Linked DNA regions of Mus musculus: region 1 is linked to region 2. The links are chromatin loops, found by intact Hi-C in ENCODE. Cell type or tissue: heart. All regions are shown on one strand. Links, peaks and the distances in the headings refer to the core of each region. The heading gives the core; the rest is flanking DNA.

Region 1 (14,960 bases), core at 6,206-10,205, 240 kb after region 2:
AAGTTGCAAGGCAAGCTGCCAGGCAAGCAAGAGAGCTGAACAGGCCTGCCTAACAGGCTCCAAGGAATTTTGTCCTAGCCCTACCTTGGAGAACAAGCCGAAGCAGCCGATGCAGCTGATGATGCAGTACACTTTGGGAAGTTGAGGACCAGGACCGGCAGGCTGGGGAGGGACAAGAATTTCCTTTAGGGCTGCACCCTCCACAAGGGTTTCTCCCACTTGAGACTAATGGGACAAAAGGTAGAGTGCTACAAATGGGATTAGTTCATGAAACGAACAGCAGAAGGATTAAAACAGCCACCAAAGTCAAAAGATGATGGTTAGTTTACAACTGCCATATTGTGCAACCAGTCCAAATGTCTTTTAACAATTGAAAAGAAAAGGATGGTGTGTAATATAAACAAAATGGAGTATTATTCAGCTAATAAGAGGAATGAAATTATGACAAATGGATACAGTTGGCAAAAGAAACTAGGCACAGAATGTATTTTCTATCTCATATGCAGGATTTGGATTTTAGAAAAGAAGACATAAACAAAAGACATGAGAGGCTGGAGATGTGCCCCAGTGGTGATGGGCACATATTGCTCTCCCATAGGATCCAAATTCAGCTCCCAGCACCCACATGGATGGCTCACTGAAGTCTTTTATTCCAGCGAAGGGGATGTCCCTCCTTTGACCTCATAAGGTATGCACACACATTTACACATATACCACACACACACACACACACACACACACACACACACACACAGACATAATTAAAAATAAAATAAGGTGGCACACGCCTTTAATTCCAGCACTCGGGAGGCAGAGGCAGGCGGATTTCTGAATTCGAGGCCAGCCTGGTCTACAAAGTGAGTTCCAGGACAGCCAGGGCTATACAGAGAAACCCTGTCTAAAAAAAAAGGGGGGGGGTACAGGAGGGTTAGAGAGATGACTCAATGGTTAAGACCATTTGCTGCATTTGCAGAAGACCCAGGCTTGGGTCTCAGCACCTACACTGCAGCTTGCCACCATTTGTAACTAACTCAGTTCCAGAGAATCTAGCTCCCTATTCTGTCCTCCATGGGCAACAGGCATGCACACAGTGCACTTGCATACATGCAGTCAAACACTCATACACTTTTAAAATAATAAAGGAAAAGGATTAAAAACATGAAATTAGAGAGATGAATGTTTGGGAAGAGAAAAGGAACTGGTGTGGTGGGCATGGTCACACATAAAATACATGATCACACATAAAAAAACCCAACTATGAAGCCTATTTGTTTATACAATGGGTATGTGCTGAGATGAGGAGGAAGAGAGAGAAGAGGGGGGAGGAGAAGCAGGAAAAAGGTGATAGTGGCAGCCTTCTGGGGCTAGTAACCCAACGGTAAACACTGACTCATGGCCAACATGAGCTTAAGTTCAGTGAGAACAAAACCAAGTTTGTCTTAGCCATGAGGAAATGTCTAAAGAGGAAAGGGCTATAAAGGTGTCTAGAGAGTCCTTGTCCTGAAAGCCAAGAATTAAACCTTATCATTCAAATCTCAGAGTGTCTGGGAGGCTCCATGGAACAAGACAAGCAGGCCTGGGTGCAGAAGACTACAGTAAGAGGGTCCAACTGGAACCTCTTCCTGTGTGTAGAATTGTTAAGCTGGGAGGACACAGGCCAGAGCCTTGTGGTAGCAGAGGAGAGGGGCAGCACGTCCTTGTTCTTGTGGGATTCCTGAAGGGACACTAACATGGCGGCACATGCTGATGTGTATTCTCCCTACATGCACCATTCCCACCAAGCCTAAGCTTTTGTAGCCGTGTCTTTGGCAAGCCCAGCCTTGGAGAGGAAGGGGCGGTTCTGAATTGCACCAACCAGGAGGCGCCTGCAGTATCCGATCTTCCTGCTCCCATCCACATTGGTCAGGACAAATGAGAAGGTCTCCCTAAGAGAGAGCAGACCAATGGTGTTCATTTGCTCACTGGATCCTAAAACAAGAGTGAAGTCAGCTTCAGAGGAGGGGAGAGGAAGACAAAGGGGAGCTGCTGATTAATCATGGGGATAATCACAGCAGTCACTTACTAAGCACTTGATGGTGTCAAGCTCTAATGCATCGCCTCATTCGAGACTCAACTAAACATTTCTGAAGAAGGTTCAATTATTATCACCACTTTAAGGACCAGGTAAGTAAGGCTCTGAGGTTACTTCTTATCTAAAAATTGAAGTCCTGGTCTGCTTCCAGTGTTCATGATGCAAGCAAGAACCATTTCCTTATTGTAGAGGCCAAAGTCTTTCTCTCCAGTCCAGAGTAGAAAAAGATAAATAAATAAAAACATTTTTAAAAGGCAATTTCTTCTTCTAGGAAGAGGTAAGAGACTCTTTAAAGTCTTCAGAGAGAAAGTCAAGTCACAGCTTCAATCATTTGTCTAAAGGATCCCAAGCAAAATATTTCCCTGGCAAAAACTCAGCATTCATACCAGGTGAGGGGACAAGAGCCACGCATTTGCCCTTCTATCCAAATCTGATACCCTTTCCTGCAGGCTGAGTGGTTACCTGGGATACTCTGTGAGTGGTGCCCACTCATTTCCATCAGGGAAGCAGAACAAAGGGATGGCACTGAGCAACCGGTCCTCCTCCTCCTGCTGACCTCGGAGCAGGTTCTCCCTCTGTCAGGAAAAGACAGTGGAATTTAGGCAAAGAAGCAGAGGTCAGAAGCCTGTCAGCCTTCTTTCTGACCAACATGGGGTACAAAGGTGCCTTTGGTTGGTACCATACAGTCTGAACTCTAAGTCTAGCTGGAAGAACCTCAAAGAGAAAGCAATTTGTTCTGGGCCACATCAATGTAACCTTGGGTTGGAATTCAGTATCCTGAGGATTTACATATTCAAAAAGAAGATTAGAAAGGTCAGCTGGACCAACCTCCTGAGAGGGTGGCATCAGAGAGAAACCACATCATAGAAAAGAAGCAACCCTTCCAGTTGCTAAACCTTCTAACAAGAGAGGCTGGTAAGAAGGGGACATTACGCCTCACCCAGTGCATGATCAGGCAAGAAGAGATCTAATACTTTGGGAGACTGATCTTAGGCTGTGCTTGAGTCGGGGGCCTGCTTGATTCTCTACCACACAACCAGGAAGGCCATCCCTTCTTAGTAGTTCCAGCAGAAGCTGAGTTTTCCTGTAGGAAAAGGTGACTGAGGTGGAATTTGGAAGAACTGAAGGTTTCCCACAGGGGCAAGAGCATTGTTTCCCTGCTCCAGAGTTTCAGTCAGTCCTTCACAAAGCAGTCAGACCTAGATTCTCTGGGTGATTACAGAAAACTAGGGCTGGGCTACAAAGGAAACTAGAGCAGTGAGCTCAGGGCTAGAGCCCAGGCAGCGTGGTAAGACATAGAACTCCTCTATTACCTTTTAAACACACCTTCGTCCTCCCACCTCCATCCTCAGGCCCCACTTCTCCCTCCATCCTTACCTTGGGAAACTGGTAAGTGATCGTGGGCTCATAGTCATCCCCTAAACGCTTTTTCTTTAAAGAAACAACAAGAAGGTATTCAAAGAAGTGCTGGCCTCCAGCAAAGCTAGATGGAGAATGCTCCTGGATCCTTTCTGGCTCTGTGACAGCTTCCCCAGGATTGTTCTGGGATTGTCCTAAAATGGAGATGCAAGGGTCTCTTGAGTATTCTTTCCACTCCTCCATTCTGTAGTGCGAGCGAGAATCTGGGCAACAACCATGCCTCAAGGCTACAGTGCCAAGCCTGACCAGGCACCACCAGGCAGGATCAGAGCCAAGGGGGCAATTTCCATACCTGCCCTGGGAAACTTGAAACTGTGGAGTGACACAGGAAGAAAAGAAAACACTGATGTAGAACCGAGGAGCCATGCCATGCTGTGGAGGTTCTTGGAGGCCTGATGCCTGACACTGTATAGTCTGCCTGATGCAACAGTTCTGGGTATTTTGTGAGCCCTGAGTAAATTTGCACTAAATAATCAGAGTAGACCCATAGGGCATTTTTTGGTAATTATAGCAAGACCTCTGCAACAGACGGGACTAGCTCTGCAAACTGATAAGGCAATCCTCCTGGCTTGACCACATGGGGGCCATGTGGGTTTGAGCATATAAAGGAAAAAGAGGATCACTACAGCAGGAATCAGCCCATAAAAAGATCATCCGAAAAAGGAAGTAGGCAATCCAGTTCTGACCTGCTCGAAGTCGTGGCAAGCGATTTCGGAGCAGCCTGAGGGTTCGGCCTACCCCTTGTCCTTCCATCATTCTGAGCTTTGGGGGCATGGATGTTCTTTCTCCTTCAGGCTGGCCACAGAAAGCCTGAGAAAGTGCCTTCTGCCTTGGTCTCCAATCACAACTTTATTGAGCTGAGCCACACGCTGTCTCCCAAAGGCAGAGAGCAGTTTCCATCCTGTGTACTCCGTAATTGAGCAAGAAGGATGTGAAAGGACCCACGAGGCAGCTTAGTGTGGGCACTGACAGAAGCAGCATCCTGGCACTACAACTCAGCTCTTGGCTCCTCCCAAGAGCCCCAGGGTGTGGTAACAGAAAAGGTCATGAGCAAACATCTCAAGGCACAGCTGCTTCTGGGCCAAGGGCTTTCAATTCCAGTGCTTGCAGACCATGTGGTGAGTTTATTTACAAACCCAGGCAGCGAGGGATGCCTGTGAAGATCAGACTATGGACTCCAGTGCCTCGTGGGGCACAGCACAGGTATTTTACATCCCTCATCCTCCACTGCTCACGATCACCTTTTCAAGCAATCGTCGGGAGCTGCAAAGTCCCACCAGGCCAACTGGCGAATCTAAAACATCAAGGATCTTCAGGAACCCAGGACTGAACACTTCTTGCAGCCAAGATGCCAGATTGCCCTGATTCAGATAAGTAGACTTGCCCACTCATTCTCTAAATGTACTAATAACTTGTAACAGGAGAGGCCCACCTCTGAGAGGCCCAGATATACAGAATAGCTGTGAAGGTGATTACTTCACCCACTCCTCCCTGGCAATCTTTCCTGATCTAAGGCATAAATCTCTCTCACTATTCCAGGGTTCCGGAAGAATCCTTTCTCTCACCATCTTTACTAAAAGGAAGCAATGACTCGGGAAATCGTCCCCAGCTTAGAGTAGGAGCCTAGTTGCATCAGCAGCTGTAGGGGTACAGAGCATCTTCACCCCTCCCCTACCCCTGCTCAGCCTTTCCTCTGGTTGGGCCAGGACAAGCTAAACAGCAGGCCCAGTACTATGTCTAGAGATTGAGGAAGAGGAGAAAAGTAGTCGCTGATACCCTGGGTTATTAAACAGAAAGTCCTGAATAAGGAAATGTACAGGATAAGAGGAAGGAGACTTTGCCCAGAAGTAACTTAATGGGGAGGGAAGAAGTAAAAGGATCTGGTGCCTGTGTCTGCCACTCCTGCAAAGAATTAGCAGCCCTCTGGGAGGGAGTGTGTTGCTATGGTAAGAAGGAAGGCTGTCACCCTACTCCTAAGAGCACTGAAACTGTGGCACTGGTAAAATGCAGGACTCAGAAACCCAACATTGACTTGTGGCGGAAGCAGCAATCATAGTACAGATGATGAGAGTTGGGATCTTGAGAACGGGGAAGCAAGACACCACAGAAAGTACTTGTGTCTTACTTGTAGCCTGTATAGACATGTTGCATAATCTTTACTGGTTGCCTTACGGAGCAAGAGCATGCCTAGTACAGAAAGGAAAACCGAGGCATTAAGTCACTCGGAGGCAATTGAAAATGAACAGGATCTGTACAAAGTGAACGTCATAAAAAGTTCCAAATCCAGGCTCAGGCCTTCTGGTGTATTACACAGTAAACATCTCCCGGTAGGAAGAGGTAGTGGGTGGAGTGGGATGGGTGGCGAGCAAATGGCTTGGGGGGCCAGAGTCATCTTCCTGGTCATCCCAGAAGCTCAGGAAATGTCTTTTCCTCAGTCCTTGGGGCTGGCTTTTCACTCCATTTCCTCCTGCTTTATCAGGAGAAACAAGGGACCAGCAATGTCAGAAATCCCAGACCAATGAAAAGTAACTAAGACCTTTGGGCTGAGGCTCAAGATCCAACAGAGTGTTTTCTCCTTCTCCCCCTTTCAAAAGGGGTTCTCACAGAAAAGCACGAGAAGGATCAATATGCATCAAACTCCTCTATAGTAGAAGGCACCTCACTTGACCCGGATGCCCTGGAATGGATTATTATCCTCAATTTTAATTGAGGGAGGAGCCACTCCTCTAGGGAAGTCAGGCGTCTGGTTATACTTGTTCCTCCAACAGGAAGCCCCTCCCACAACCACCTGAAGGAAGAGAGGGGACTTTAGGGAACCTTGATCTGAAAAGCTGTTGTGTGTTCTTTGCTGAACTGCTAGCAACCCAGAATCACCGTAACAGTCTTCCCTACCAGTGTTTTACACACACACACACACACACACACACACACACACACACACATCTCTAAGACAAAACAGCCTGAGCCAGTGAACCAGAAGGGGAAATCCCCCAGGAAGCAAGAGGACAGTAAGAAAGATGAAAGAGTCACACCCATATGACCTGACAGGTGCTAAAGTTGTGACCAGGTACATATAGAATGCCTGCCTTCCTGTTCCTCCACCACAAGGAAGATCCTCCAGGTACCATTGCTAGCCATATGCTGCTGTGAGGGTAAGGTGGAGAACAACTGAAATGTGTCCTCTGAGCCCTAGGAAGCAGACCCTAGCCATTCAGTAGCAGATTACTCAGGTCCAGGAAGCCCAAGAAAACCAAGCCAGAACTCTGTAGCAAAAAGAGGACTTATCTCCTCCCAACATACTGCTCCAGCCATTGCTGCCCTCTCCCTGGCACGCAGGTAGAAGAGGCATATGCCATAACGACCAGGCTGGAAGAGTGTGGTAGAAGCGAGAAGGTACAAAGAGCAGAGCAGTCACAAGTCCCTACAGTTACGAGAAGGAAGTACCGACCTCAGCTCTGAGGCCTCTTATGAGAGGGGGCCACTGATATCTTCACTTGCAAATTCAGGAAGAGGCGAGCTCTCTGGGAATGACTCTTACAAACTGGTTTTTTTTTTTTTTTTTTTTTTTTCCAGAAGCATGGGCTCTGTCTGAACAAACCCGAGGGTGACAGCTCAGCCATAGCACTGGCCAGACATAAACAGCAACAGATGTTTGTTGAATGAATGGATACATTAATGAATCCTAATTGCCCTTCTTCCAAGTCCCAGTGCTCCAGATAAGGAGAAAGGAAACGGATGGCACATCTAATTTCATCCCTATAATCCACCCTGGACAGGGAAAAGATTCCAATTTTACAGGTCAGAACTCAAGGTCCGGATTGAGGAAACAGCTGAGCTGATCTACCTGGCTGCTCTACTGAGGTCAGTGCTAAGGGCTTGGGGAGACCAGTTTTTGTGGCACGGTTATCTGCAAGGCAGGGACAAGCTGGATCTCCTCGGGAACTGAAAAAAAAAATCCAGTTAAGTAGGGAAGGGAAGCGCCTCCCGGAGGGCTTGACGGCCTAAGCTCTTTAGCCACAAAGTGGCTGCACCACAAGCTTCCTGGATAGAAGGACACGTGGCCCTTGGGGCCCCACAACCTTTGTAGGTTTCTGGCCACCAGGTTCCCCCTTGACCCAGCAGATCTGTCCCCTTGTTGACCTCTACCTGTTCCCTTGAGCTCACCTGCCTCCTGCCCAGCCCTCACAGATCCCGCCCAAACTGATCCACGTTCCTGACCCCAGTGCCGCACCGAGCCTATAGTTCGGGGGACCCCACGCCCTCTTTCCCCCGCGCGTTGTGGCCCGCACTAACCCCGCTGGCCGCGTTTCAGTCTCAGGCTGGCTCGGAGGCGGCGGCCGAGCCCATCCATGGCCCCTCCAGTGCCCAGCGCCTGCTCCCACGTCCGCGCCAGCCCCGCCCCCCAAATCCTTGACCTTCTTGGGGCCCTGGAACTTTCACTTTCACGCGGGAGGCGCAAGGAGGGGGTGGGGCGGGGCAGCGCACCTTCCGGGCTCCTGCCCAACCCCTGGCGCACCTGGGCTGGCCGCTCTTCTCGGGTCCTCACCCTACCCCTCTGCGCCTCTAGGCTCGGGGTGCCAGAGGGCGCCAGCGCGTCCATCCGGGAGGGGCGGTACCATCTCATTGTCACCCTTTGTGAAACTTCACCTTCTGAAACACTCTGGTAGGTGCCTAAAGAGAGAGACCCCTACCTCCAGGGCAAGGACTGGAAGATGCGCCTCCCTGGTGTTTCCAAACTATCCGGAGGAGTAGAACTCTCAGACCGCATGCCCTTCTAACCAACTCCTCCACGCCTGCTCTTACAACTATTCAGAGTCGCTGGCTACTTCCAGACCTTTTTGTCTTTTCTACTTAGGCACCCCAGAAAAGGGACTGAAGAAGTGGATGAAGGTAGTGACCCTGCCTTCCAATCGATTTTGTTAGTCCACAGATGAACATAATACCAGCCAGGATAATACCTACCTGGCTGCCATAAATAAAGATTTCTCAATGTCAGAGAGTGGGATTAAAAAAACTTTCTGTAAACTGTTATATGACATAAATGTAAAGCATTCCTATGGTCAGCATTGCAATGCAGCTGTTCTCTGCTCATCTCCACTGACTTCTAAATAGGCTCAGGTTTTAAACTGCAGTTATTAACTATGGCACTGTGATAAGCACCTGCTGGGGGTTCTGTGGTACATCCTTTCTTCCTCCCAGGTTATTTGTAAGAGAGGGATAAGCAGAGCCAACTTAAACCCTCCACGTTCTTCCAAGGTCTTAACCTTGACTTCAGGAGTGAGACACAAACCAAAGCAAAATCCCACAAGATGACTGTGATCCACAGTCCTCTTCAGCCTCTTCATGCCTCATCCCCAGGTGGTTCCACAGCCCTCAGCTCTATAGTTCAGAAGGAGCTGGGCAAGCAGCCCTTGCATTAAACTGACCACTATGAGTTGCCTTTACTCTAGGTGCAAGCAACTTGCATCTAATTTTAATTATATAGCGTAGTTCTGTTTCCCATTCTCTGGATTCTTGCATGAAATAACATGAAAGGATGTGGCTGTCTCCAAGTGCCTTGTCTTATGAGATCTGCAGCTTCTCTATCTCTCATAAGAGAAGGGGCTGCTCAAGAAAACCTTGTCTAACTTGTTGATGCTCTTGTGCTCTTGTGTCTTAATTGGTCCAATCTAATTTACAGTGTTCCCAAACAGAGCTTTCTTTCTTCAAAAGAAAAACCAGATGATTATGAATATATGTGTATCAAGAAGACAAGAACAAGAAGATTAATGGAAACTGTTGAACAAGTCTTTATATGGAAACAACCCCAAGGGTTCATTAATACAAAATAGGTGAATTGTGACACATACACACACACACACACACACACACACACACACACGTGTTGTTTATGCAGCAACAAAATTAAATAATCCCTCAGTGCATGCAATATTATGTCCATACTTACAAGTATGAGCAAGAGATACCAGACACAAAAGAAATATGCTTCAGTTTATATAAAGCTTAAAACAAAGCTAACCCACTGGATGGGCAGTCAGGATAGTACATCTTTTAGGGAGGAAGGAGGAAATAATGGTGGGTGAATACTATGAGACCTCTGGTGGGATTTTGGGGATGACCATGTCTATGCCTAACCTGAGGGTAAGGATATTCACTAGGTGGTCATTCTTTGCACTAAAGATTTAGGAACTTTGCATAGTTGTATGAGACTTTCACTTAGAGTAATGTCAGGATGACAGGTAATGACAGCAGTGAAATGGAGGTGGAAAAGGGCCAAGAATGAAATGAAATATTATTGAAATATGAGGAAGTAAAACCTATATTTCTGAGAAATATGAATAACAGCAGAAGAATTCGTTGTTCTAGAAGTGAAGGGATATTTGTGTTTAACGTGGTGGGTTCTTTGAGAAAGACAAGAAAGCATTTGTGGGCAGATAGGAATGTTTCTCTCCCCCTTGTAGCAAGTCCACTTCTCCCCATATATTTCTGTTTCTACTTTCATGGAATTTTTCAAAGTTAGGTTTTTCATGTGAGAAAAAAATGCTGTATTTATCTAAGTCTGGTTATTTTACTTAATATGGTGATCTCCAGTGCATTCATCTTCTTGAATATGTCATAATTTTTCTCTTCTTCACAGTTGAACAATACTTCAATGTGTATAAACCACACTTTTTATCCATTCATGCTATGGATCGGTACCTAGGCTGATTCCATAACGTGACTATTTTATACAGCCAAACAATGGGCATGGGTGTATAGACATCCCCAGAGCTTCATGTCATGAGAAGTGGAAAAGAAGAAACCTGTCAGCTGGGAACTCTGTGGAAGCTTTTGCCAGTAGGCAAGCAAGAATTTCAGCCCAATTACCAAGTGCCTAAGGCCATCTCCCTCCAAGCCATAATCCTGATGATTTTTCTAAGAAGAAAAAAGGAGAGGGAGTCTAAGTAACCTTTTGAGAAATAGCTTAAGAGTCAACAAGGTTCTCTCTCTGTCTCTCTGTGTCTGTCTGTCTGTCTGTCTGTCTCTCTCTCTCTCTCTCTCTCTGTGTGTGTGTAAGACAATTGCTTATTCTCCCTTGAGGCGAGCATGCGCACAGGTGCCTCTTACCTCCCCTTCTTCTCCCTTGGGAAGCACATACTCCAACCTGGGCATGTAGCATTTCTTCTGAGTACTTCTCATTCTCATAATAACGCTTAGGCCTATATTAAAATCATCATTTAACAGATTTTAATCTCTTCTTCACTATACTGACCAGTCTCAAAATTCTCTTCCATGTCAAGGCCCTCTCCTCTAATTTGGCCTGAGTCGAGGTACTTACAAGTCTAGGAGAAGTGAAGCTGGTGAGGGTAGCAGTGTGGGACTGTCACCACTGACATCCCTCTTATATGTTGACTTCTGCTCCTTTAGGTATACACCCAAGAGTGACTTAAGAAAATTATGTGGTAATTCTAGTTTTGGTTTTCTGAGAGATCTCTACTGTGATTTCCATAGTGGTTGTACTAGTTTACATTTCTATTAGAATTGTTTCTTTTCTCCTACATTCTTTTCTTTCTTTACTTTTGTCTTCTTGATGATGATTTTGACTGAAGTGAGATACAATCTCAGTATAATTTTGATTAGAATTTTCTTTATGACTAAGAATGTTCAAACATTTAAAAGATGTATTCCTTGGCGATCTATATTTCTTCTTGTGAGAACTATCTGAGATAGATGTGGTGATCAACACTGGCAATATTTTCAACACTTGGGAGGCAGAGTCAGGAGGATCAGAATTTCAAAATCATAACTACACAAGGAGTTAGAAGCCAGCTTGGGCTACATGAATCCCTGCCTCAGAAGATAATAGACAAGCACCAACAAAAGCTAGACCACTGCTATATCTGAACTACACATCTTTCAAGACCCACCCTTGGTGACCCATTTCTATTAACCAGGCTCTCCACATAAAGTTGAGCACCAGATGTTTAAACATATGAGCTCTTTAGAAAATTTCAGACTCAAAGCACAGCATTTTGCCCCAGGTACTCAGAGGCTAATGGTAGTCTCATAGTGCAAAACTCAGTCAGTCCTATTGTCCCTTCCCAGGGAGTCACAGCTGTAGGCAAAGGTGTTTCCTCCCTTTTCTGTGTAGCCTTTCTGCTTCTCCATGCTTTGTAGGGACATTATCATCAACTCCTATGCTCTTCTCTTTTTCCATGATAGCATCTGTGCTCTGCTATCCTGACTGATCACACATACGAAGCTTCTAATCAGCCATCTTTGCCACGGACCACCCCATTCAGGTATGGGGATCCCTAGAATGAGGGTCCTTGAAGCTAGGTGGGTAAGGATTCGGCAGTGACAAACAGAAACAAACACAGAGGCAGTTTGAATCTGAGTGTATTCTGCAGCTCTCAAGCAGGAGGTTTTACACATTAAAAACAAAAACAAAAACAAACAAAAAAACACAAACATTACATCTCTTAGAAACTATCCAATGAAACAATCACAGATACCAGCAAAAATCATTTGGAACAGTAAAGCACAAAAATCATCCAAGCATTACAACTCTGAAACTACGTATTCAGTGAATGACAAATAGAACAGGTAACATCATTATAAATCATCAAAATATAAAAATTCTAAAAGGATGTATTCTGTGGGGGTTGTTGTCCACGGCTAGTGGCATATTTCCAGGAGCAGGTTAATAAATGTTTAACGATCAGTGCTCTTAACCACTGAACTAACTTTCGAGCCCCATGGTCAACTATTATTTAACATCTAGTGCCTGAATTTTTATAATCTTCAATGTATAAATTCAAACTATTTAAATTCTTTCTAATTATGGCTTTCTTTACCATATACCAAAATCCACCTCCGATGACACGTGTAGCCATATGAAATTTTATTGTTGGGAAAGTTTTTTTTATCATCATAGTTTTGTAAATGATTTAGAAAGTAAAGTGTTGGTTTCCCTGGGGATAAGGTCATGTTAGTGGCCCCATCTCTAGGGATGGTTTCTTACCCATTATTCTCGCTTAAGATCTTGGCCTAGGCTACCAGGAACATGTAAATAAGAAAAGGAATAAGAGGAAACAAAACAGATAGATTGCCATGAGAACTAAGACTCAATATTTTTTCTCCAGCGAAGAGTTTCACAACTGGTTCCAGGAGGCCTCCCTCTCCCCATTTTGAGGTCGATCGCCTCAGTCTCTGGAACTTGTCACACAGATCCTACTGGAAGTGGTATGGCACATCTTATCCCCAAAGTCTAAAATTCTGCTTTAATTGGAAGAAAATTGGAAAGGAATAAAAGAAATAAATGTAAAAATGATACATTCACCAATAACGAAGGGAAAGCATGAGAGACCTTAGTTTCTGTAAAAGCAAAGGTTTTCTCCTCCCCCTTTATTCTTCTCCCAATCTCCTCCAGTCTGGTGTGTGTGTGTGTGTGGTGTGTGTGGTGTGTGTGTGTGGTGTGTGTGTGTGTGTGTGGTGTGGTGTGGTGTGGTGTGTGGTGTGTGTGTGTGGTGTGTATGTGGTGTGTGTGTGGGGTGTGTGTGTGTGTGGTGTTGTGTGCTGTGGTGTGTGTGTGTGTGTGTGTGTGTGTGTGTGTGTGTGTGTGTGTGGTGTGTGGTGTGTGTATTGAGACAGGGTTTCTCTGTATAGCCCTGGCTGTCCTGGAACTCACTTTGTAGACCAGGCTGGCCTCGAACTCAGAAATCCACCTGCCTCTGCCTCCCAAGTGCTGGGATTAAAGGCATGCACCACCACACCCGGCTTCCAGTCTGGCCTTTTAAGTGAAAGAAAAGTCTTCTCCTTTTTTTTTTTCCTGTGTGGGGAAGTTGGAGGATCTTATAAGCAAACACACACACACACACACACACACACACACACACACACACACACCCTTACTTCACTGAGGGATGCAGTGGAACATGATAGAATGAACTTAGGCATCTGATATTCACAAATGTGGACTTCAGCCCCACTTCTGCTCACAGTTCATTCTTGGTTTAGGCAAGCTCATGGCCTCATTTTTCCTGAGAGCATAAAACCACCTGGCAGGGCTGTTGTGAAGAGTAGAAAGAGCATGCTTGAATGTGTATGCAATCCAGGTTCTTTTCTTTACTCATCTTTTAACCCTTAACTCATTGTAGTCTCAATACAGTTTAAAAACAGAAGGTACGAGTGGTTGTACAAGCTTGCAATCCCACCAACAATGGAGGAGTGTTGCTCTTTCTCCACATCCTCGCCAGCAACTGCTGTCACCTGAATTTTTGATCTTAGACATTCTGACTGGTGTGAGGTGGAATCTCAGGGTTGTTTTGATTTGCATTTCCCTGATGGTTAAGGATGTTGAACATTTTTTCAGGTGCTTCTCTGCCATTCGGTATTCCTCGGGTGAGAATTCTTTGTTCAGTTCTGAGCCCCATTTTTTAATGGAGTATTTTGATTTTTTGGAGTCCACCTTCTTGAGTTCTTTATATATATTGGTTATTAGTCCCCTATCTGATTCGAGATAGGTAAAGATCCTTTCCCAATCTGTTGGTGATCTTTTTGTCTTATTGACCGTGTCTTTTGCCTTGCAGAAGCTTTGCAACTTTATGAGGTCCCATTTATCAATTCTCAATCTTACAGCACAAGCCATTGCTGTTCTATTCAGGAATTTTTCCCCTGTACCCATATCTTCGAGGCTTTTCCCTACTTTCTCCTCTATAAGTTTCAGTGTCTCTGGTTTTATGTGGAGTTCCTTAATCCACTTAGATTTGACCTTAGTACAAGGAGATAGGAATGGATCAATTCGCATTCTTCTACATGATAACCGCCAGTTGTGCCAGTACCATTTGTTGAAAATGCTGTCTTTTTTCCACTGGATGGTTTTTGCTCCCTTGTCAAAGATCAAGTGACCATAGGTGTGTGGGTTCATCTCAGGGTCTTCAATTCTGTTCCATTGGTCTACTTGTCTGTCATTATACCAGTACCATGCAGTTTTTATCACAATTGCTCTGTAGTACAGCTTTAGGTCAGGCATGGTGATTCCACCAGAGGTTCTTTTATCCTTGAGAAGACTTTTTGCTATCCTAGGTTTTTGGTTGTTCCAGATGAATTTGCAGATTGCCCTTTCTAATTCCTTGAAGAGTTGAGTTGGAATTTTGATGGGGATTGCATTGAATCTGTAGATTGCTTTTGGCAAGATAGTCATTTTTACAATGTTGATCCTGCCAATCCATGAGCATGGGAGATCTTTCCATCTTCTGAGATCTTACCCAGATGCCCCTCAACAAAGGAATGGATACAGAAAATGTGGTACATTTACACAATGGAGTACTACTCAGGTATTAAAAGGAATGAATTTATGAAATTCCTAGGCAAATGGATGGACCTGGAGGGCATCATCTTGAGTGAGGTAACACAATCACAAAGGAACTCACACAATATGTACTCACTGATAAGTGGATATTAGCCCAAAAACTTAGGATACCCAAGA
Region 2 (14,960 bases), core at 5,615-9,614:
TCAAAATTCCTTGGAATTTTATCTTAGGTGCCTGTATCAGAATATATAAATTCTGCTTTCTCACCTTGCTATTTAACCTATTCAAAATATCCTGCTGACATCTAACTTTCTCTTATCTGTTAAAATTCTTTCCACATTGCTTTTTAAACTTTCTGGTTCAAGGAAACATTATCTCTGTTTTAGCCTACAGTAGCTTTATAATTGATCTTTTCTTCCCCTTTAGGTAGGTGTGCATGTGTATTCTTTGCCTTTCAGTTCAATGGGTATATTAGTCTTAATATGCCTAAGCCATATCAGTGATTTCCAACTATTCTTTAAGCAACTGAAAGAGAATAATTATTTTTGATGCAATGGAAGCCAAACAAAGAAAGAGTTTGAACAAAATTATATTAAAAGTTTCTTGGAGTCAAATAGGATTAAGGCTAAACATCTACAGTAGAAACAATGACATGAGTCATTAATAGTTTTAGTAAGACTAATTTAGGGGAGAAAATCATTGACTTGTAGACATAAAGACAGTGAGTATGGTACAGCAAAAGACAGGTAGATCAATGGAATAGAATTGAAGATCCAGACACACCTAAAGTCACTTGATCTTTGACAAAGAAGCTAAAACCATCCAGTGGAAAAAAGACAGCATTTTCAACAAATGGTGTTGGCTCAACTGGTGGTTATCATATAGAAGAGTGCAAATTGATTCATTCTTATCTCATTGGACAAAGCTCAAGTCTAACTGAATCAAGGAACTCCACATGAAACCAGAGACACTGAAACTTATAGAAGAGAAATTGGGGAAGAGCCTTGAAGACATGGGCACAGGGGAAAAATTCCTTAACAGAACGGCAATGGCTTGTGCTGTAAGACCAAAAATCAACAAATGGGACCTCATAAAATTTCAAAGCTTCTGTAAGGCAAAGGACAGTCAATAAAACAAAAATGCAACCAACAGATTAGGAAAATATCTTTATCAATCCTAAATGTGATAGGGGATTAATATCCAATATATATAAAGAACTCAAGAAGTTAAACTCCAGAAAACCAAAACCCTATTAAAAAATGAGGTACAGAGCTAAACAAAGAATCCTCAACTGAGGAATACCAAATGGCTGAGAAGCACCTGAAAAAAATGTTTAACATCCTTAACCATCAGGGAAATGCTAATCAAAACAACCCTGAGATTCCACCTCACACCAGTCAGAATGGCTAAGATAAAAAATTCAGGTGACAGCAGATGCTGGTGAGGATGTGGAGAAAGAGCAACAGTCCTCCATTTCTGGTGGGATTGCAAGCTGGTACAACCACTCTGGAAATAAGTTTGGCGGCTCCTCAGAAAAACTGGACATAGTTCTACCCGAAGGTCCAGCAATACCACTCCTAGGTATATACCCAGATGTTCTAACTTGTAATAAGGATACATGCTCCACTATGTTCATAGCAGCCTTATTTATAATAGCCAGAAGCTGGAAAGAACCCAGATGCCCCTCAACAGAGGAATGGATACAGAAAATGTGGTACATTTACATAATGGTGTACTACTCACCTATTAAAAACAATGAATTCATGAAATTCTTAAGACAAATGGATGGATCTGAGGATATCATCCTAAATGTTGTAACACAATCACAAAAGAACATGCATGATATGCACCCACTGATAAGTGGATATTAGCCCAGAATCTCAGAATACCCAAAATACAATTTGAAAAACACAGAAAACTCAAGAAGAAGACCAAAGTGTGGATATTTCCATCCTTCTTAGAATGGGGAACAAAATACCAATAGAAGGATTTACAAAGACAATGATTGGAGCTGAGACTGAAGGAAGGACCACCCAGAGATGCCCGTCCTGGGGACCCATCCCATAAACAACCACAAAACCCAGACATTATTGCAGATGCCAACAAGATTTTGATGGCAGGACCCTGATATAGCTGTCTACTGTGAGGCTATGCCAGTGCCTGGCAAATACAGAAGCAGATGCTCACAGTCATTTATTGGATGGAGCACAGGGTCCCCAATGAAGGAGCTAGAGAAAGTACCCAAGGAGATGAAGGGGTCTGTAGCCTCGTAGGAGAAGAAACAATATGAACTAACCAGTACCCCTAGAGCTCCCTGGCACTAAACCACCAATCAAAGAAAACACATGGTGGACTAGTGTCTCTAGCTGCATATGTAACAGAGGATTGCATAGTTGGTCATCTATGGGAGGAGAACCCCATGATCTTGTGAAGATTCTATGTCCCAGTATAGGGGAATGCCAGGGCCAGGGAGTGGGAGTGGGAGTGGGTGGGTTGGGGAGCAGGGGGAGAGAGGAGCGAATAGGGGGTTTTGGAGAGGAAACTAGGAAAGGGATAGTACTTGAAATGTAAATGAAGAAAATATCTAAAAAAATAAAAAAGAATGATAATAAAAAAGAAAACTAGGAGTACAAGAAAAAGAAAAGTAGAGGTTATGAGGGATATTTTCACAGTGTAAAATATACACTTGTATGGAATTCTAAACATATAAATTTGTATTTCTACATTATAGACAAAAAGATAGTACGTATATATAGCTAACAACTTTAACTGTCAAGAGGGGAAAATCGTACAAAGTAGCCAGAGGGGAAGTGGAGTCAGAGGGGATTTTTTTTTTCTTAAACTGAAATAAACCAGAGCATATATAAATCAGTACTTTATTTTTTCCTTCCTTTCTTCCTCTCTTTTTCTTTTTATTTTATTTCTATTGTGATTTTGAAGAAAGTAAGATTTCGTTTTTAAAGGTTGGAGTCATATAGGATTATAAAAAGATTATAAGGCAGATATAAGACCAATGAGAGGAACTTGTTATATAGTGTTAATAAACTACAACAAAGAAACAGTATCCTATAAAGTTGTCTTGAAGTTCTCTTTTGTGGTTTATTTTCTGTGACTCTACTAAAATGTCACTCTCAAAGTTTATCAAGTATGCCTTCAAACTTAAGCCTGTCATTCTTTCACCTGTTCTTTACATGGGGTGACAGTTACTATACCTTCCTTATGAAGTTCTTCTCTTTCATGCTTTCTATTGATCCCAATGTGTTTGTTTTTCTTGACTTTAATATCTCTGTATTAACTTTTCTGCACTTTACATATTCATCTTTGATTATTTTTCCAAATATACTTCTTGCCCAGTTCAGTTTAACCCTGTTTTACTCCTTCAAGATTTTCCCCTTAAGAAGAGACTGAACTAATTTTCAAGGCTTTAACTATTTCTCTCAATTATTTCCTTTGCAATAAAGACCATTTTAGTACATATTTTTACTCCTAACCCACATTTAATTTTCATTTTATAATTGTGGTCTTTTGAAAAATATTTTAATTTAAATACCAGAATTTAAAATTCAACAAGTTAAAATTAATCTTTATTAAAACGAGTACTATACTCTACTTTCCAACCATGTAACAGCATTGATTTCTATTCACATATTGAGCTCACATAGATTAATCATTCAATTAGCTTTGACTTATCTGTATTACTTTTTAAATCCATTTATAGCAACACAAATACATGCTTACAAACTGTACACAGCTAAGAAATATAACTGAACAAAGAGACTTTTTAATATTTCATATTCTATGTTAAAAAAATATACTATATGACAAAAAATATACTATATGCAGTATTATCTCTCTCTCCCTCTCCCTCTCTCTCTCCCCAACTGCCACTTACCCACCAAAGACAGAAAAACAAATGTGGCTTTCTCAAGCCTACATATTATTAGAAATTCATATAATCTATCACAGACCACAAATTCTTTAAGGCTAGCTTATTCTATTCATATCTCCTCTGTGTCTAATAGAGCAAATTAACGTGTTAGTTGAATTGATTCCTACAAGCTATTAAAATATGATTTGATTTACTACAACAAAATTAAATGAGTTCTTAAAACTGAAATGTGAACTTCCAAAGAGAAAAGTGGTAAGTCAGAATAAAATTCATACATACTCTTTCAACCAATAAATACATTTTTCAGATTTAGTAGGAATCTTTGACTTAACAATTTAACTAAAAATCACTACACTTTCTTCAAGATATTCCATTTTCTTAGAGATCACATTGTGTAGTCTAATGTCACCAATAGGTTACTTAGAATTATTAGGCAGTTTAGTCACTTAGAATGTTTAGCGCATTAATTATACATTAGACTATTTGAACTGAGAAATGACACTGAAAAAAAAAAAAACAAAATTTTAAGACTTAAAAAGAGAAAGGAGAAATATAAAGATTACATACAGGCTTCTAATTTTGACTCTTAGACATACTGGCTAACTAAGTTTGGAAAAACCTATGTAACCACAGTGGCATATATTTATAGTTCCAGGTACTTAGAAACTCAAGTAGGAGTGGGAGGATCACTAAGTCTCAGTTTAAGACAGCCTGATCAATGCAGTCATAGCCTAACTCAAAATTAAAAGTCCTGATAAACATGCTAACAAAACTAATTTCTGAGGTTTCTGGTTTTGTTTTTTACTACTCTATATGGATATTTTATCACTCATGGATTAGAAATGAAATAATTAACATGTTGGAGGCTAATGAAATTTTATGGTTTTGAAAATAACGTATTTTCATCTGTTAGGAGACCAAACTTTCCCTTCTTGCTATTTATAAAAAATATGTAAGAAGTTATATGTTACAATTCATATAATATTAAATACTATATATTATTAATGGAATAATATCACCATTAATTTTAATCCTAAAAGCCAAGCAATATAGACCTCCACTGTCATCAACATTTTAGCTGAAAAAAAAATACAAGGGTTTAAAATATTTTCAATAACTTATACAGAATTACATGCTTTCCTTAAGGAATCTTATTTATACTTTATATAAAAAGCAAGGTTCAACAATTCAATTGCATAAGTCCAGTTAGCTTATATGGTGTTAATGTCTCTCCAAGTTTACTCTGAAGTTGTAAAGATAAAACTTTACAACCAAAGACATCAACCAGCAATGAAACATTTTCTTCCCAAGTGAATGAAGCCACATGCTGAGAGCAGTAATTTTAACTGGACATTTGTCTTTGTCTCATTTAATTCACAAATATTGACAAGAAAGCTTCTCAATAAATCTTAGTAATTTCCTAATAAGGTATGTGTAATTTTTATTCCATTTCTTTAAATCTAATTCTCTACCATCTTATCCAAGCCCTCGGATTTCTGAAGTCATCTGAAATACAATCTTCATTCTAAATCAGCACGGTCACTAGTTACTCAAACCTATTTTAATCTCATCAATCCTATTCCAAAAATTTTCTGCACACTCAATCTCCAATAGATGAAATAGTTACCAGACCAAAGCAAACGTTAGAGCTATTATGCTACCTGTGGTACACAACTGAGTAAATAAGAATTCAATGCAAATCTTAATAATTAAATGACTACTACACTGCAAATATACAGATTTTTGCATTGTTCTTATAAAACTGAGTTTCCTATTTTTATGCTTGATTAAATTACATACATTAAGTAATAAATATTCTCTATGACAATACTACTCCGAATATGTTATGATATCAGAAAATTTAAGAAATAAAAGCATGAAAATATAACAAGGCACAAGAAAATAAGCCAATGAATTAAAGAAGTTGAAAGTAACCAAAACATAATTGAATTTAAGATATTTTTCTGACTTAAAAATTTGCCAAAATTGTTAGAAAGTGTTTAAAAGAGAGCCCAAGGGCATAATAAAAAACTTTAATGCACCACTTAATCTTATAGGACTGGAAAAGAATATGATCTTAAACACATAAGTTATATCATCTATAATATATCATATACAGGTAAAACATATAAAATTATTGACTAAAAAGCATTTCTTCTACTTTTGCTTCTCTGTATAGGATACAATTTATCTTTAAATTTCCACAAAATACAGACTACCAAAGAGCCGTCTCTATTGCTATATAACAGTTCTTTCTATGTTAACAGCTCACTAGTTACTGTTAATGACTTTGGGGGGGGTACTTGCATAGTAACAGCTTCCTAAAGATTCAGCTACTGGCAAGGCTGACACAGGATGGTCACTTGTTTTTGTTAGAGCATTGTTTTAAAGGAAAATGTGTGTGTGTGTTTTTTTTAAAATCACTATTGGTTTTTCATTGCAATTTGGGTTTGTATATACTTGTAACTAAAAGAAACCTAGAAACAGGACACAAATTCATGTTCTTAAACTTGGAGCAAATATTTAAATAATCCTTTCTTTCTTAAATTATTTCTTTTCTGTTGTTATCAAAATATTCCCTGATACCATTATTTTTATTAGAAAGTGAAACATTAGTCTCATAAATGGTAACAAACAAAGCTGCAATAAACACCAGGTAGATTTTCTTTTTTCAACCACAATCCCCTTTCATCAGTTTTGCTCTTAGATTTTATGTTGTTCATTTACCTTCTACAGACTTACTAATCTTTGCTTCTCAACAAGCACTCATTAACTCTGGAAAGCATAAATTAAAGAATTGTTCCTTAAGGAATATTCTGTTGTTCCTGCTTTTATTTCATCTGGATTAACACAAAATTAAAAGAAAAATGTTACTGGTGATACATTTCCAAACCAAAGACTGTCAGAACCCTTTGTAATCCTAACACGAGGTAAACCCAGGCTGTATTGTGGACAGTCCTGGCTATAGTGAGTTTCCTACCTAACCAGAGCCATACAGTGTTCCAACTGTTCCTTTGTAGAGACAACCAATGAGATGCACCCCTTTTAGACCCGTTTCAAATGTGTTACCTGGAAAAACACATTTCAAGTTTTTACTTTTCTCCATATTAGTTGAAATTTTCAAATACTAAAGTCCCTTGTTCTAGAACACATTTTCTAAGTACATTAAAATGGGACTATTTTCACTTGAAGTTACAGCGCCGCGGGGCTGCACTTGCTAATCCACGATGGGTGTTTTGGTAAGTGTTTGAGATTCTTGGAGCATCGCCAAGTTGGTTTTACTTCCGTGGGTATCTACTTGTTCCGCCTATGAAATTCGAGCGGGTGGCGTAGGGCGCGCTGGGGGCCAGGAGATGGTAGCTGCGTTGTAATCGCGGGCTGCTTTACATTTTGGAGAGGACTGGGAGCCAAGGGCTCTGCACTGGTGTGCAGTGGGTGCGGTGTAAGGAGGTGTGCTGTGATGGCGCTGTGCTCCCACATCCCCGCAGCTAGCACCCGGTGCGCGCGGCTGAACGTCAGCTGACGCGGCCATGACAACCTAAGTCACAGGGTGTGGGCGGGCGCCTGAAGAACTGGGAACTGGTACTTACCAGCGCGAGCCTGACTTTTCCTCTGCGGTTTTCAGAATGACGCTCTGGAGACTATTAGACATTTTAGATGGGTGGGAGGGGATAGGGCAGTGAATACTGGGGGGACAGCGTCCCCAAGTAGGCGCGAACCAGAGCACGGGTGTGGAAGGGCAGCGTCTGAGGCGAGCGAACAGAAGGGTGTGACGGGAGATAGTTGAGAGGGCGGCTCCCCCAGCTTCCGTGGGAAGTGGCTGTAGAAGCCGGAAGACTCCTACCTCAGGCAAGCTCACAGTTTTCCGGCGAGTCTCTTCTGGCTACGTGACGCATCACAGCCAGTCAGAGAGGACGTGGGGGGCGTGGCATCAATAGCACCACCCACGACAGGGCCTGATCGGAGTCTGCGCCCACTAAAACCGAGCTCCTAGAGCCAGGGATCCTAGGCATACAGCTACGTCACATATGGTTACCAAGGCGAATGGATCGCCATGGCCCCGCCCTTATGACGTGGTCCAATCGACAGCGAAGGTTGAGGTCTCTTCTTCCGGATCAAAGGAGGAACTAAAAGAGAAAGTGCTTTCACTGCCTACATGAAATGAAATACTTCCGGTGTCAGGCTTAAATTGTCTGCACTTGTACATGCGCTTTTGCAAGCCAATGTAATAATGTCCTCCTTAGCAGTTTTATTCAGTAGACACAGATAGGCATTTGGTAGTTGCCATAAATTGTTGAAAACCTTTATCTCCCTTCTCATGGCTAGAAGTGATTATTTTTTTCTGTTTCTTGAAGTTTTGCTCTACATTAATCGATTAACCATTTTCTCCATTCCCACACTAACACCTCAGTTAAAACTGTATCTTACTGTCATGTATTCAATTCTTTGAGTGTCTGTGCATTAAATCCCCTGTATAAACTTTTTGAAACTCTTAATTTCCAGAAACCAGCTCTAAGAATTCTCTAGAGTCCTGCAGTTAATGACTATTTGAGAATTGGGATCATACTGTTTAATGGGTAGGAGGAATTATAGTTTAATTAGGTGTGGAATATTATGAAAGTGTTTTCAAAGATAAAATTTTATTTGACATAGGCAATCTTGTATGCTGCAGTGTTCAAATTCAGGACACTGATAAGGTAGACAATTTGAAGGTTTATATGGTTATTTAAAAATGGAATTACCAGGCTTAGTGACACACATATGCAATTCTAGCGCTTGGAAAGTACAAGCAAGACGATAGGGGCTTTAAGATCACCCTTGGCTACTTAGTAGAAGGCCATCAAGAACTACATGAAATCTAGTCTCACAAAAAGGGAAGAAGAAAGGTTTACTCATACCCCTAACTGCTAAACGTTAAAGATTTTTAAGAACTTCAGGTTTTGATATGTCAAGAGAAAGTATCATTTTCCTATTTTTGTATAGCACATTTATTTGACAATAAAGTACCCTGTTCTCATACTAAAGACATCAGGAAAGATAGGCAGACCTTAATGCTTTCAAGCTTTATGGCATCTTTTGTCTATGTAATCAAAGTTACTAGGAAAAAACAACAATGACAACAACAACTAAAACAAACAAACAAAAAAATCAAATGCGTTTTGCTACACATTGCTGTGCACACCTTTTATTCCAGAACTCAGGAAGAGGCAGGTGGGTCTCTGAATTTGAGGTCAGCCTAGTCACCAAAGTGAGTTTCAGGTTAGCCAGGGTTATACAGTGAGAACCCTCTCTAAGAGTTTGTGTGTGTCTAAGTGTGTGTGTGTGTTGTGTGTGGGGGGGGGGGGTACGGCACTTGGGAGGCTGCCTACCTTGTTTGCTATCTTATCAATTGCCATTTATTGATTATATTTTCCAGTCGGGCTTTTCTTATTCATCTGGGTTAAAGCTTCAAGACTAATTATCACAGGTTGTGCTATCCAGATGTTGGGAGGACAAGAAGTTTATTAGATTATCAGTTTCAGTGAAAGAAAAATTTGGCAGAGAGAGAAATTAGCCTGAGATACATTTCAACAAAAATCTTCTCTGCCTCAGTCCAATTCTGAAATAGCCCTCAAACTTTTTCCTGTAGAGGAAGAAAACATGAGGGTTTATGCTTATAATAATCAGTCACTGCACCCATGCTGTGACCAAAAGAAAAATGGAGTTTCATTCCCACATTTAAGAAAGAATTCTGTAGCCAAGGCAATTATGGAAAGAGGCTGATATTTGAGGCATGCCTATTGGCAAGAGTCCAAGTACTATAATAATAAGACCATAGCCACATCAGAAGAAAATCCTGGGAGTTGGATCATAGCATCCTACATGCTTATTAAACAATTCTTGCAGCTCTTTATTACAATTAATGCAGTTTATCTCACACTTAAAATCTTTAGTCAGCAACATCATTATTCTCTCACTCTTGAAGAAACAGCAATATGCTTTTCTTTCTAACTTTTGATCTACTTGGTGTGTTATAAGGGTCCATTTCTGTTTATTAAATAAATGAGTTCTCATTCCTTGTTTCTCTTATTTTCTAAAACTATTTGTCCCCAGCTGATAATATCCCTTCCCATGATTTTAATTACTACCTCTTACCTATTATTACTCTACAAAATGTATACATAATAGCATATTCTAGGCACTGATATGTGCATTATAAATAGACACTCATTTATGGCAAAAATAACCCAGTAAAATCATTATACAAAAAATTAAGAAATTAAGAAACTAGCCATTGAAAGAGCAAACAACTCTCTGGAAGTTACACAGTTGGTAATTGGTAGAGCTAAGTTTTAAATTTAGGTTGTTTGTCTGAAGATTCTATGTCTCTCACTCTTAATTTGCAAAATATATATTCAGTAATTATCATTACATGTAGCTGGGTTTTAATGTACATTGGTGAGATCTATTGAGTGTTTTAAAAAATCATCTTCAAATGAAATATGTTCAAAAATAGCCAGAAGCAGGAAATAACCCAGATGTCCCTCAACCAAAGAATGGATACAGAAAATGTGGTTCATTTACACAAAGGAATGGTATTCAGCTATTAAAAATGAAGACATCATGATTCTTTCAGGCAAATGGATATAACTAGAAAATATCATCATGAGTGAGGTAACTCAGATCAAAAGGACATGCATAGTATGTACTCACTCACTGATAAGTAGATAGTAGCCAAAAAGTACAGAATATCTAGGATACAACTTACAGAAAGATAACAAGCAGAAATGCCCAAATGAGGAGACTTCAACCCCACTCTGAAGGGGGAAGGATACGGGTGGGAGACTGGAGGAGGGAAAGGAGAACGGGATCAAATATTGAGGGGGAAGTGGACAGGGGAGAAGCCCATAGGGCCTAGAGAATAAATGGAAATAAGCAGCCTCAGGGAGTGGGAGGTGGGGAACCCTCTAGAGAGTATCAGTACCAGAGACCTAGGAGGTGAAACACTCTCAGGACTCATTGGGTGTGACCTCAAACAAAATGCCCAACACTGGGGAAAGGTAACTGAAAGAGTCCACCTCAAGTAGATAAGACATGGCCTCAAGTGGAGGGACAGAGTTACTAACTAACCCACAGTCAAAATTCCTGATCCAGAATTGTTCCTATCTAAAAGAACAGCAGAGACAAAAATGGAGAAGAGACTGAATTAAAGGAGGTCCAATGACTGTCACAACTTGGGATGCATCTCACTGGGGATGTTTGTGCGGGGAACCAAGGCCTGATACTACTATGCTATGATGTGCTTACAGACAGGAGCTTAGCATGGCTGTTCTCAGATAAGCTCTACCAGCAGCTGACTGTTACACCAAACCATTGGACTGAAATCAGAGACTTATATGGTTGAAATAGGGGAAGGACTGAAGAAGCTGAAAGGGAAAGCAACTCCATAGGAAGATCAGCAATCTCAACTAACCCAGACTCCAGGGAGCTTCCAGAAACTGAGCCACCAACCAGAAGCATCCATGGGCATGCTTTTATTTGGAAGAATGTGGATTTTGAGACTTTGGATTTGGAAAGCCATGGAATCCTTTAAATGGGCTTAATGGGCTATCCTAGTAGGAATATGGAAGACTTTGTTATTGAGAGTGATTTAAATTATGTGAACCTAGCCCAGGAGGCTTCAGTGAGAATTTCAATCTGTGGCTTAGGGACCATTTTTGTGGTATTTTAGTGAAGAATGTGGCTAGTTTTTGCCCTTGTCTTAAGAATCTGCCTGAGGCTAAGGTGAAGAGACTCGGATAATTGCATTGACAAAGGAAGTCTCAGAAATGCCCATCATAGACTTTGTTCTCTGGTTAAATCTCATGAAGAGCATTTTAAACAAGCATAGCAAGATGAGGAAGGGGAAGTATAAAATATATGGTTTGAGTATTAAAGGGGCACCAGGAAGTAAAATGGAGCTGAGTCCTGTGTTCAAGGATATTAAATTGAATTAAGGGAGTAGTGATCTTGCGGCAAGATCCCACCATATTAAATTTAGGTCTAGGCATGGAAATACAAGCCTTTATTCCCAAGAGACAAAGCCAAACAGATCTGAGTGCAAGACCAGCCTAGGACAAAACAGATTCTAGCTGAAACAACCAAGCAAACAAACAAAAACAGTTTAAATCCAGGCATGTTGGAACAGGCCTTTAATCCCAACATTTCAGATGACAGAGCCATGCAGATCTCTGAGTTCAAGGTCAGTCTATAGAGTGAGTTCCAGGACAGCCAAGCTTAGGCAGAGAAAGAGAGAGAGTTCTATATCTTTTCATATTGTTTACCTGATCTTGATTTATATTTGGTGGAGTACAAATTTTTTAGATGTTTCTTATGATTCTGTAGATTTTCTTGTTGTCTGTTGTGATGTCACCCAGTTTGTCCCCATTTCTATTAATTTGGATCTTCTTTCTGTGTCTTTCAGTTAATTTGGCTAAAAGTTTATCAATCTCATTGATTTTTGTCAAAAATATCCATGTTTTATGCAATTGATTCTATGTAGTTTTGTTTGTTTGTGTGTGCCTAGTTTACTGATTTCCAACACAAATTTGATTATTTCTTGCTAGCTATTCCTTTTGGATGTAATTTTTTTCTTCCTTTCTTCCTCTTTTTTGTTAGTTTGGATTTGTGGGGATTTGTTTTGTTTTTGTTCTTGTTCTAGCACTTTCAGGTGTGATTTTAATTTATTTATTAGAGATCTCTCCAGAGTTTTGTTTTGTTTTATGGATGCATTTGTGCTTTTAGAACCACCTTCATTGTGTCCCATAGGCCTGTGTATGTTGTGTTTTCATTTTCATTTAGTCTCCATGTAGAAGAATGCAAATAGATCCAGATCTATCGATCAAGGACAACTGTTCAAAAAAGATACATACTTTCAGGCCTGAGCCTTCTGCCTGGGCAGATCACCAGCATCTACGCTCCTCTGCAGACCCCACAAGTCTCCAGGTCCCCCAAGAGATATGATAAAGCCAGGGCCACAGTAAGGGGCTCCCCCAAATAACCACAGAAGATGGCAACCCTGAGGAGCCTAGCATACTCAGGACTTATCTCCACCCCATCTGCACCCCTGCACAAACTCTGCCAGTGCCTTCCACCTGCAAGATCATCAGTGAGTCTGTGCCTCTTAAGATCCCAGAGTCTGAAAGCCTCCAAGGATACCTGCAGTAATTTAAGTACACCAGAGGCAGGCTTCAGACAGAGTCACGCAGGCCAGTTAGCAGAGATAACCAGATGGGAAGAGGCAAGCACAGGACCATAAACAAGAGAAGCCAATATATTCTGGCACGATCAGAACTCAGTTCTCCCACCTCAGCAAGCTCTGGATACACCAACACACCTGAAAACCAGGATACTGAACTAAAATCCTATCTCATGAAGATAAGAGAATTCTCTAAGGAGAATATAAATAACTCGCTGAAAGAAATACAGGAAAACACAGGCAAACAGATAGAAGCCTATAAAGAGGAAACAAACTCCTTAAAGAAATACAGGACCAGGCGGTGGTGGCACATGCCTTTAATCCCAGCACTTGGGAGCCAGAGGCAGGCAGATTTCTGAGTTTGAGGCCAGCCTGGTCTAAAAAGTGAGTTCCAGGACAAGATTTCTGAGTTTGAGGCCAGCCTGGTCTAAAAAGTGAGTTCCAGGACAGCCAGGGCTATGCAGAGAAACACTATCTGGAAACAAACAAATAAACAAACAAACATACAGGAAACCACAAACAGTTGAAGGAACTGAACAAAGCAGTCCGAGACCTAACATTGGAAGTAGAAACAATAAAGAAAACACAAAAATACAGATACAAGCATCAACAACAGTATAGAAAAGATAGAATACAGAATCTCAGGCATACAAGATACCTTAGAAGATACTGACACAACGGTCAAAGAAAATTCAAAACATAAAATACTCCTAACCTAAAATATCCAGGAAACCCAAGACAGTGAAAAGACATAAGAAAATAGGAATAGAAGAGAGTGAAGATACCCAGCTCAAAGAGCCAGAAAATATCTTCAACAAAATCATAGATGAAAACATCCCCAACTTAAGGAAATAAGGGTTTAGTGAAGAGTTCTATCAGACCTTCAAAGAGGACCTAATTCCAATGCTCCTCAAACAATTCCACAAAACAGAAACAGAAGGTACTCTACTCAATTCATTCTATGAAGCCACAATTACTCTGATACCTAAACCACACAAAGTCCCAACAAATTAAGAGAACTTCAGACCAATTTCCCTTATGAATATCGAAGCAAAAATACTCAATAAAATTCTCAAAAACTGAATCCAAGAACACATCAAAACAATCATCCATCATGATCAAGTAGGCTTCATCCTAGGGATGCAGGGATAGTTCAATATATGAAAATCCAACAATGTAAACCATTATATAAACAAACTCAAAGACAAAAAAAAAAAAAAACCCACAATCTACAGACTCAATGCAATTCCCATCAAAATTCCAACTCTATTCTTCACAGAGTTCGAAAGTACAATTTTCAAATTCATCTGGAATAAGAAAAAAACATAGGATAGCAAAAACAATTGTCAAGAATAAAAGAACCTCTGGTGGAATCACCATCCCTGACCTCAAGCTGTACTACAGAGCAATTGTGATTAAAAACTGCATGGTACTGATACAGTGACAGACAGGTAGATCAACAGAATAGGATTGAAGACCCAGAAATGAACCTACACACCTATGGTCACTTGATCTTTGACAAAGAAGCTAAAACCATCCAGTGTAAAGAAGACAGGGGTCTTCTTTACACTGTGCCAGCAGCAGGGATGCAGGAAACACGCCTGACCAGGGGCTCAAGTCCCATCCAGTTGGCGCCAGCTCCAGGTCACCTTGGGTGGGAACTCGGCAGATGATCTCAAGGTCTCCAGAGGACTCTCCACGAGATCTTGGGATCACTGGGGAGTGGAACACAACATCTGTTCCAAACTGTGATGGGCCTGTGACAGCAAGAGCAAAGACACAGGAGCCCTGCCTGACCAGCAGCTTGCATTCCTTCTGGTCGATGCTAGTATAACTTGGTTTCAAACACACCAGACAGCCCCACAGTCCCCAGAGGAGACACCACTTCCAGGCGCTGTAACACGCCCAGGATCTTAGGATTACAGTATACCAGGAGCTTGGACACACCAGGATCTCAGGGTCTCAGAGGAAGTTTGACTGCCAAGAATTCTGACACACCCAGAATCTCAGGTTCACAGGATCCCAATATCACAGGATCACAGAGAAACCTAGATTCT

Evidence for each region. Peaks named below come from ENCODE experiments on the same cell type or tissue, not always from the same donor. Only the 100,000 strongest peaks of a DNase experiment are listed, where the experiment ranks them.
Region 1: a loop joins it to region 2, with 1.9 times the contacts of the local background. A loop is called at or near these places in 3 of 42 quality-filtered maps.

The regions. Positions count from the first base shown.
Region 1 is chr3:106,475,537-106,490,496 of GRCm38, reverse strand. It overlaps 2010016I18Rik (RIKEN cDNA 2010016I18 gene), which reads left to right and starts at 4,584. Exons shown (of 2, transcript NR_033207.1): 1 at 4,584-4,693; 2 at 7,064-8,511. It overlaps Dennd2d (DENN/MADD domain containing 2D), which reads right to left and starts at 4,457. Exons shown (of 12, transcript NM_028110.2): 1 at 4,177-4,457; 2 at 3,449-3,624; 3 at 2,534-2,646; 4 at 1,856-1,925; 5 at 85-162. The coding sequence starts at 4,264. In heart, for the core only: a CTCF peak has its summit at 8,070; a DNase peak (open chromatin) is centred at 7,936; H3K4me3 peaks cover 1,325 bases; H3K27ac peaks cover 931 bases; H3K27me3 peaks cover 784 bases.
Region 2 is chr3:106,714,423-106,729,382 of GRCm38, reverse strand. Lrif1 (ligand dependent nuclear receptor interacting factor 1) reads right to left here and starts at 7,701. Exons shown (of 4, transcript NM_001039488.1): 1 at 7,277-7,701. The coding sequence starts at 7,338. In heart, for the core only: a CTCF peak has its summit at 7,147; DNase peaks (open chromatin) are centred at 7,222 and 7,592; H3K4me3 peaks cover 2,101 bases; H3K27ac peaks cover 1,498 bases.